2 separate regions of the Homo sapiens genome follow, and region 2 is linked to region 1. Evidence: read pairs that join two places in POLR2A ChIA-PET (ENCODE). Cell type or tissue: PC-3. All regions are shown on one strand. Region 1 overlaps OLFML2A (olfactomedin like 2A). Region 2 overlaps PSMB7 (proteasome 20S subunit beta 7).

Region 1 (5,000 bases):
GCCACAACGCCTGGCTACTTTTGTTTATTTTTTGTAGAGAGGAGGTCTCACTATGTTGCCCAGGATGGTCTTGAACTCCTGGTCTCAAGTGATCCTCCCACCTCAGCCTCCCAAAGTGCTGGGATTACGCGCATGAGCCACCATGCCCGGCCTCCAATTCCCATTCAGCTAACAGCGTACTTAATCTCCCATCCACCTACCCCATTCATTTTTCCACACCATCAGTTCCTTCCAATGCCTGATCATGAATTTTTTTTTTTACTTTTTTATTATTATTTTTTTTTTTTTGAGATGGAGTCTTGCTTTGTCACCCAGACTGGAGTGTGGTGGCGCCATCTTGGCTCACTGCAACCTCCCAGGTTCAAGCAACTCTCCTGCCTCAGCTTCCCGTGTAGCTGAGACTACAGGCACGTGCCACCATGCCCAGCTAATTTTTGTATTTTTTGGTAGACAGGGTTTCACCATGTTGGCCAGGCTGGTCTCGAACTCTAGAATATATACAATATGATCTTCTCCATTTTAATAGGAGAAAGGTCAGACCCCAAGCAAATTCCCCAAGTTCGACCCCTGGTTTGACAGATTCTAAGGCTTATGCTCTTGCACAGTTGTTTGTGAGTGTGCACTCCTGTGCTGTGTTGACCTCTAGTAATCCACCTACCTCAGCCTCCCAAAGTGCTGGGATTACAGGTGCAAGACACCATGCCCAGCCGACAAATTATTTGTTTTAAAAGTTATTAAATGTATGTGTTCTGATAAAGATATGGACCACAGCATTTAGTCCAGACTTTTAAATCAAACCTTTGATCATGTCTTTATTTAGATATAGCCCATCTTGTTGCAAAACAGATATCTCAGCAACTTACAAAAATAAAGTACAATAGCATAAAAATAAAAAGATTAGGGTAAAGGTAAAAGCAGAAAGCTAGAATGAAGCGAGTCTAGTAGGAGACTCAGCACAATTGGAAAAAAAAGGGTCTCGAATTTGACTTTGAGCTTCCCAGCGGCCAAAACAAGGAAGAAAACATGACTGGTTACAAGATTCCTACCAACAGTTAGTCTGGGACTCTGGTACAAAAACAGACCTGGTTTATACCTTGACTCTACTGCCTGTTGGAGACGTGACCCTGAGCAGGTTGCTTAAGCTCTCTGAATTTGAGGCTCATCACCTGTAATGGGGAGGAATAATGCCGGCCTCGGGGCTCCTGGGGGGGGATTAGGGGTAAAGCTCTAGAAGGGTCTTGTCCTCACTAAGCTGCATGTTCTTAGCTGTAAGAGGGAGTTCACAGCCCTACCCTGAGCGGGAGAGAACTTGACCAAACCTGTGGCATAAAAGAGGTGGGGCTGGATTCCAACCCAGGGCTCCCTAACTCCCAGCCAGGGCTCTCTGCCAGCCATCCAGTGCCATGTCCTGTCATGACAGCGGCTTCCAATGCTATCCCAGAGTTAAAGACGCTTTGGAACACATGGGCTTTCAAGAGCCCTCAAATCATTCCCAGGAAAATCCCCCAGCTCCACCTTTAGCACTGCCCGCAAGGCGGGAGCTCCATTCTCTACCCCACCGCAGAGAAAGCCGATTAAATGTAAGGCCTGGACATCTCTAGGGGGAACGCAAGAGGTAGCCAAAGCCCCTCATGAGTCACGTTGTTCAGAAACACCCGAGACAGCTTCCTTTGCCTTCCTTTGCCTTTGTAGACGAGGTCAGCAAGAAGACCTGGTCCCCCTCAGTCCAGGCCCTCCCTTGTTTGAAGTACCTTTTGCCAAAAGCAACAAAGCCCAAGACAGGTAAACAAACAAACAAACAAACAACCTCAAAAGCTGTTGGGGATCAGGTTTCCATGACAGCTCACAAGTGTGCAGTTGTGGGCTGGTTCCAGTTCCCTACAAGAAAAACCTTTCCCTTCCTCACCAACAGGACAACATCCAACTGTCTTAGAATTTTTTCTCTGTAAATTTATACTTGACTTTGTTCTAAATATGACTGGAGGCATCCACTCCTTGGCTTGGCATTCAGGCTTTTTATGAGCTGGCCCCAACCTCCTTCTTGGGGCTTCTCTGTGGATGCAGTTTAGGGATAAAAGCAACAGCCTCCGTTTCTGGAGCTGCCACTGGAGTGACAGGCTGGTGGCAAAGAACACGCACTGACCAGCGCCTGGAACAGGCTGAGCTGCTGTGTGAGCCTGGGTAAGTCTCTTCTCCTCAATGTCCTCATCTGTAAAATGAGGACATTCAGGATACAGACCTCCCACTGTTGTGAGGCTGCAAGGATACGCCCGTGGCAGGCTTAGCACAGCTGGTGCTCAGTTAATGATGATGGTTTTCTTACCTGATTTTGAAACCTGGTTCTCCACTTAACTGCCTATGTGACGAGCGACCTAACTGTTCTAGGCGCCAATGTGACCATATGTAAAATGAAGAAACTGGCCAGGCGTGGTGGCTCATGCCTGTAATCCCAACAGTCTGGGAGGCTGAGGCAGGTGGATCACCTGAGGTCAGGAGTTTGAGACTGGCCTGGCCAACATGGTGAAATCCTGTCTCTACTAAAAATACAATTAGCTGGGCTTGGTGGCAGGGCCCTGTAATCCCAGCTTTTCAGGAGGCTAAGGCAGGAGAATCACTTGAACCCGGGAGGCGGAGATTGCAGTGAGCTGAATCGCGCCATTGCATTCCAGCCCGGGCAACAAAAGCGAAACTCTGTCTCAAAAAAAAGAAAAGAAAAGAAAAAAGAAAAAACTGACCATACCCACCACATAACCCACTTACAAGGGTATGAAAACAGAAGAGGCCTAGTGAATGTTTGTTTGGCGGCTGTGGCCAGGATCGTTCCCCCAGAATGCAATGCTGCTTGCCCCTTAACTTTTAAAAATCAGCCTATTCTCACTTTCCTTTTTTTCAGATTAATGAAGAAAGGGGGGCCTTCTCCTTCTTCTCACATGGTTGGGCTATGATGTCATGAAAGACACAGTCTTGTAAAACCCACACCCAGGGCCAAGGGAGATGCCGGGGCCTCGAGGCCCCCTGGTGAGTCTGGAAGAGGAGCCTGCAGTGGTTAGTTGGCCGGGGGTGGGGGCTGGATGTGACCATGATGAGTCAGGCCTGGCTGGGCTGGTTGTCATCATTCCCCTGTATTCCAGGGGTGAGTTAGAGCTTAAACAAAACAGCACCTGACAATGCCTGAAAGAAGTGTATTCTGCACAAAAAGCATTTGCTGGCCAGGCGCAGTGGCTCATGCCTGTAATCCCAACACTTTGGGAGGCTGAGGCGGGCGGATCACCTAAGGTCAGGAGTTCGAGACCAGCCTGGCCAACGTGGTGAAACCCCTGTCTCTACTAAAAATACAAAAATTAGCTGGGTGTGGTGGTGGGTGCTGTAGTCCCAGCTACTAGGGAGGCTGAGGCAGGAGAATCGCTTGAACCCAGGGGGCAGAGGTTGCAGTGAGCCGAGATCGCGCCACTGCACTCCAGCCTGGGCGACAAGAGCAAAACTCCAACTCAAAAAAAAAAAAAAAGGCATTTCTTTACACTCTTACACTCTTGGCTGTGCAGCTGACCTTCCTAACATGGCAACTGGTATTCAAACATACAGACATCCAGGGAGCTGGCATTGGGACAGAATGAAGGCAGCAAGGGCCAGGGGGCAGGTGAGGATGAGCAGTAAATGTCCTTCACAGGTGCTGGGGTGCCTTCCCAGGTAGGGCAGCCTCCATGTGCGGAGAATAAAGGATACAGACAGAACCCTTCTGGAAGGAGATCGGCTGTGCCCAGCTCCCAGTGTGACACTGAGCTGCTCTCTAAACTTTTCTGAGCCTCTTTTCTCTTTCATGAAACAGGGAGTTGGGCTAGAAAATTTCTTTCCAGCTCTAAAAATACTGTCTAAAAAAGCAGAAGAGGGGCAGGCTTGAAGGCCTCGTCCTCTGGGCTGTGTGGGTCTGAGGCTCTGGGGAGCCACCAGTGGCCCCGGGCAAGGTGGCCCCCGTGCATCCTCAACCCAAGTCCTGGGTCGAGCCAGGAAAAGTCCAGTCTGCAGACCCTCAGTTCTTCCCTCCCCGTTCCCACCCTCTGGTTCTCTCCTGCAACCAGAAGAAGGCCTGATGCCTCCCCTGGACCCAACTACTCACACCATGTCTTCTGCAGCCCCCAGGCTGCTGGGCCAGCCTGCCCAGTGACCAGGTCAGGGCTGGCAAGGAAGAGGGAAACTGTGCCATCCTGGCACCACACCAGACTTGGGCCTAGGGTCTTATTCATGGCAGACCCGGAGGTATCCCTGAGTGTGTAAAGGTTGTGGGTTTGAAAGCCCAGAGAAAAAGGACAAGGCGGACTCCAGGCCCAAAGGCTCTGGGATGAACCAGGGAGGGGACCCAAGGCCTGACTATGTGAACAACGCCAGTGCTTCTGGGTGGAGAGGGAGCCTCAGCTCAGCTCCCCACCCTGGCAGAGCTGCCGGCTGCCTTCTCAGCTGCTGCTGCAGAAACAAATGACGGCACTGATGAAGAATAAGAGAAAATAAAAATGAGCATAGAGCAGACAGGGGCCTTGGAACAGAGGATGGGATTTTCTCTCGGGGTGCGGTTTCTGCTCAGCAGCTAGGTGACGGTAGAGGTTTGGAATGTGGCCGGACAGCGGGTGGGGTGGGCTGGGCTGAGGGGGCTGGCCAAAGACAAGAGACAAGGACATTGGCTAAGGGGCCCAAAGCCCAGGGCCACCAACAGCTCAGCCAGAACAGGGCCCTAGGATGGCAGGCAGAGCCAGGGCCTCCACCCCACACCAGTACACTGGCCCTAAAGACCTCTGGTTCTGAGTGGCCCTGGGAAGGGAGACTGGGTTGAGAGAACAAGGGAGACCGGGGAGATGGGGGAGGGCAGGGAGGGGAGGGCGTGGTGAAGTCTCCTCATCCCTAAAATGGGGCTGTCCTGAGAGCACAGCCTGCCTGATCACAACTGAGGTGTTAGGCAAGGGACGGTGCCTCTCTGAGCCTGTCTCCTCGTCTGTTAAATGGGTTCATGA
Region 2 (5,000 bases), 420 kb after region 1:
ATGAAGCTACTTTTTTTGACTTGGGAAGGTCACAGGGTTATTGGGGTGCTGAAGCGTCGCGTTTTATGTGTGCACGCTCTGTACATCACTGTGTGCTTTTTATGTGGATATGTTGCTTTTGGCCATTTTTTGAGGCAGTGTGGCTGCATGAAAACTGGTTTTTGAAGTCAAATAGGGTTCAGATCTTTTTAAAAAATAATAATTAACTTATTTGTTTTTATTTTTTAGGGGCGGGGTCTTGCTCTGTCGCCAGGCTGAAATGCAGTGGTGTGATTATAGCTCATTGTACCCTCAAACTCCTGAGCTCAAGTGATCCTCCTACCTCTGCCTCCCAAGTAGTTGGGACTATGGGCACACCACTACTGATTTTTTTTTTTTTAATTTCTTTCTTTTTTTGGTAGAGACGGGGTCTCACTGTGTTTTTCGGGCTGGTCTGGAACTTCTGGTCTTAAGTGATCCTCCTGCCTTGGCTTCCCAGAGTGCTGGGATTATAGGCATGAGCCACTATGCTTAGCCTGGGTTCATATCTTAAGTCTAACATTCATTTAGCTGTTTGACTGTGAACATTGATTTCTTCTGTAATGCTTACTTCATGTGTGAGCATGAAGTGAGATACCAAACATAAAAGTCTTTTGTATGTAGCATGTAGTAGATGTTTGGTGCATAGTATTTTGATAGTTTTAGTGTCAATACATTTTTCTGTGTGTAGCTCTCTGTGTCAAGATTTCTCTGGCACTTTTTCCTGCTTTGATTAATATAAGATGCATTTTAGAAGATTTAAAATGTGCAGTGAATGGATTTTATATCTTAAAATTATGTTGCGGTGGAGTGCCAGGAATAAAACAGCTGGGAACCAAAAGCCCGTGAAAGTTGAATGAATGCATCTTGTTTCTTGGTTGCTGCAAAGGTGGTACTAAGCCAATAGATGGTGCCGTGATATCAGGAAATGAGAAAATACTTACTTCTAAAATTCATATTGTTACAGGAAATGTAATATAGTCAGCCCTTGCCAGTTCTTAATTTATTCTAATTAGATTGGATTTTGTTCTTGATTCTGTGTAAAAAAATATTAAACACCTTTTATAGACAAAATGGTGAGGTATTGAATTAATGTATGGGTGCTCTTCCTCCTTTTTTCCCTGCTCTGACATTTTACCACAAAGTCTCCTGATTTGAATTGTCCTCAGCCTACAACCAAGTAAAAGCCCTTGCCAGAGCACTTTTCAGAACAGTTAAAGGAAATGCTCAGTTTAAAGTTCTTTGCTTTAAACCCCACTGAGAGAGAGTGAGGTTAACCAGCTCATCTTTATCTGCTCTTGTTTCAGAATTGGACCAGAGTCGCCCCTGCTAAAGGAAAGTGCCTTTATATGCTTATGACCTAGTGCTTGATGCCTTTTACTTCCTCATTGGTCAGACTACGTGGAAAGTCATCTTAGCCATCAGAAGGCTTTTCACTGTGTAGTTCACAGAATGAGGGATTTGCTGTTAACCAGATCTGAGTTCATGTACCCATGCTGCCATTCCTGGCTGCATGACTTTGGGTAGCCTCCTTCCTTTCTGTGAACTTTAGCTTCTTCCATCCATACAATGAAAATAATACTGTCTAGTCCATCAATTAAAGTGGAATGCCCTGAAGTTTGGGAAGTTATTTTGAAATATGGACCTGAGTAAAGGGGACCTTTAAGAGACTTGCCAGCTCCCACTGCCCTGCGTTCCTGCGGCAGCAGGGCAGGGTGTATGCCTTGCACTCAGCTTCGGTTTCCCGGTGTGGCCTCGTGGTGCAGGGGACTGATTAAGATAGGTGCATTTTAGGGTCATTTTCGTCCTCCATTTTGTCCTCTAAACAGGGGTAGGTGACACCTATGTTTTAAGGAAAAAATGTTCTCTCTCCATATCTTGTGACATTTCATTAAAATGCATTAATGAAATAAAACCTCTCACATTTTAGGCCCTGATGCCGTGATTGTTAGTCTTTTCTGAAGAATAAGTGTTTATAACCTGTCAGGTCAATGAGATGTTGCAGTTGCAATTATAAGAAAAATCCCTTTTCCCTTCAAGTGGTGTTTTAAATTATTAGGGTAAAATGTAACTCCTCTTTGACTATATTACATTTAGAAAAGGAACTCCGTTTTTTGAGGAATTAGCTTTTGAGTGAAATTGTTGGATGCCTTACAAATATTTTTAGCAAATTAAATGGAATACTTTTTTAAATTCATTGGGAATAAAAGGTAGACTTTGACATTGAGGTACATTTGCTGATGAAAAGGAAGCATTCTTCTCCCTCATGAGGGGTTTAAATGTAATACTCAGTGCTTACTCAGGAGTGAAAACATCAAATTAAACTGTTTATGCTGACAAAGGACAAATCTGGATTTCAGCAAGCGATGCAAGATTGTCTGATTGCTTGGCTTGCCTCGCCGGGAAGCTTTTGGCCAGGACTTATAATGAAATGCATGCATACAATTAAACCATTTAAAGCCTGCGTCTGTTTTACCGAGCAGTGAGAGGTGCTCCACTGCTCTCTAGTGGCTGGATATGGTCCCCTGGTGCCCGCCTTATTTTATATTCATCAATCAGCTCTGCACACATTGGCATTGTTGGCCTCCAGAGCAAGCACCAGTACTAGGAGATGAGGCCTTGGAGGCAGGAATGGAGTGAAAAATGATCCCAGTCTGTGGGTCTGTGGAAAGCACCAAATTTTACCCAGGATGAGTGGCCAGTTGACTAACAATGAGCAAGTGTGAGTAAGCGCTCTGTCAGGGAGAGCTGACACTGATGGATTAGAAAGTCCTGTGTGTGACTCTGTTATCGCCGCATACATCTTACACCTTGGCAGGCCATGGTGGCAAACAGGTCCTTGGCTGCTTAAAATGGACCGCTCTTTAGCAGAAGGAGCAGCTTTTTTTCCTGAGACGATCTGGTTAAATTGATTTGGGGAAAAGCAGTAGAAATCCATTTCCTGCTGCCTCTCATAACTTCATGACTTTGAGAAAGAAATTCTGAAGACCTCTATTTCCATGAAAGCTGCCAACCCTGGGACTTGCTGAGAGTGATTGTATAAAATAGCTGCCTGGAGGACCAGGAGCTTGTCGGAGAGGAATTTCATCAGCCAGCTTTTCTTGAACTTTTAGTGTCCCCAGCATTTTGCTTTACACGTGCCATCTTGTGTAACCCTCAGAGCCACCCTTTGAGGAAGGCACCTCCTGTCCCCTGCCCTCTTGTGCGGGGAAGGAACCTAGTTCAGTAGGGCTGCTGTGCCCCTCGGTTTCCGGTTGCATCATTCACGCTGTGCTTGATGCAGTTGCTTGTGCCTCCTGGAGCAACTTTGGCAGCTTTGCAGAGCTCGGAGTGATATGCCCAGCTAGGGAGCGCCAGAGCCGGGCCACCTCTTGTGCCTCTTGGTGTTCCCAGAGCCTGCTGCTCCTGCGTGGGCACCTGGGAATGGGTTGTTTGAAGAAAGAGTGGGAAGTTGCCCTTCTGAAGGGTGCATGAGCTTGAGAACCCATGCTTCAGAATAGGACCTAGGTTTAAAGCTTGGCTCCGCTTCTCATTGACTCTTGCCATGGGCAAACTATTTGGAACCAGTTGAGTCTCAATTTCCTTGTCTGTAAAAGGGCCAAATACTCCCAGTACTTGAGTTCAGGGTCCAGGACCTAAGACCGTCAATGAATGTTTTCCCCTTCCCCAGTTTGAGAGTTAGTGAGCACCTTATTAGAAAAAGCAAATTTCTACCTTTCAGGTCCTTCCTAGCTTTTGACTTAGAAGCAGCAGGTTTTAGGAAATTATTTCAGTCTTTTACTGTTTCTTTAGCATATCTAATAACATAGATTATAGAATTGCTAAGTTTGTTGAGTATTTTAGTGAACTCTGACATAGAAAAATAACACATTTAAATGTACAGAACAAGTAAAAGCAATATCTAGATTGTAAAATTTCAGATTTCATCCTGAATTGGATTGTTCGCTCAGAAAAAGTTAGTTTCAAAGTGAGTTACTAATCCTGGTAAGCTAAGATCGAAACACCTTCAGAGGTTTTAGAAAATGGAGACTAATTTTAGGTTTTTTTTTTTTTTTGAATGAGACTATTTTAAAATAAATGCTGTTATAACAGATACTTGAGTGGCATTGCTAAACAGTGAATGGCATATGTTTAATCATTTAAAACATTTAACTAAATTCCAGTCTCATTTGAATTTCCAAGCAAAACAACACAAATTAACTATATCCAGATGTGTGTGGTAATCGAGCTGAAATCTAAAGAAGAAGCAAGTTTGAAAGCATGCTTTTTTGGGGTGGGGAGCTAAGAAAAGATAGCTCCATCTCCCAGGCTTACTTGCTAATCTTGATTTCAAGCATTTGGCTTTGCTATTTAAGAGGCAAACGTGGTGGAATGGAAAGAACATCGCACACTTTAAATTCAGAAAGATCTGGCTTCAGAATCCCAGATTTGCTTATCACTGGCTGTGTGATCTGGGCACGTTCCTTATCTTTGAGCTTTATTCTCCTTTTGTAAAATGGGACTACTACTACTTGCCATGCCTGAAGAGCAAACAAAACTGATGTGACTGTGCTGTGAAAGTTCTTAAGTACCGTGTGCATCTGTTGTAGTTTGTTCAGTGCTGTGTTTGCCAAGAGTACACTTCTGGATAAGTGGGGTCTAGCCCCATGCTGAAACGCTCAGAGGACTTCATTATTAAGATGATTGTACCTCTAAGACGGTCCTAAGGAAGCCCTCCTAAGGACGTTAGGCAGGAGAGACATGGTGTATTTGTTTGTGATGATTGATTGCTGTTGTTCTTTGGGTCTGTTGACTCATGCATGGATTGACCTTTAGGCCCTTGTATACAAATGTAAGGAATAAGCTGCCTGCTGCTGCTGTTACACGGAGACTGTGACAGCTAGCAAAGTCTTGGTCTTTTGCTTGTTTTTTCCATCCCCTCACAATGTTGGATTTTCTTCAATTTTTTATACCTTAAAAAATTGCTATTAATGCCTGCACTT

The links. ChIA-PET counts read pairs that join two places held together with the same protein. Peaks named below come from ENCODE experiments on the same cell type or tissue, not always from the same donor. Only the 100,000 strongest peaks of a DNase experiment are listed, where the experiment ranks them.
Region 2: POLR2A ChIA-PET joins it to region 1 with 6 read pairs; 1 of 35 experiments calls an interaction of 5 or more read pairs at or near these places.

Annotation. Positions count from the first base shown.
Region 1 is chr9:124,810,668-124,815,667 of GRCh38, reverse strand. It overlaps OLFML2A (olfactomedin like 2A), which reads right to left. Exons shown (of 8, transcript NM_182487.4): 8 at 786-5,000. Among named protein-coding and RNA genes, the nearest start is that of OLFML2A, 36 kb to the right of the region's middle. RefSeq lists enhancers at 2,454-2,955, 3,457-3,959, 3,960-4,460. In PC-3, no CTCF peak of the experiment used is centred here; DNase peaks (open chromatin) are centred at 3,047 and 4,597; H3K4me3 peaks cover 427 bases; H3K27ac peaks cover 2,731 bases.
Region 2 is chr9:124,390,719-124,395,718 of GRCh38, reverse strand. The region is part of intron 5 of PSMB7 (proteasome 20S subunit beta 7); the gene reads left to right. Among named protein-coding and RNA genes, the nearest start is that of PSMB7, 22 kb to the left of the region's middle. In PC-3, CTCF peaks have their summits at 923 (motif pointing right) and 2,525 (motif pointing left); a DNase peak (open chromatin) is centred at 2,688; H3K4me3 peaks cover 563 bases; H3K27ac peaks cover 3,824 bases.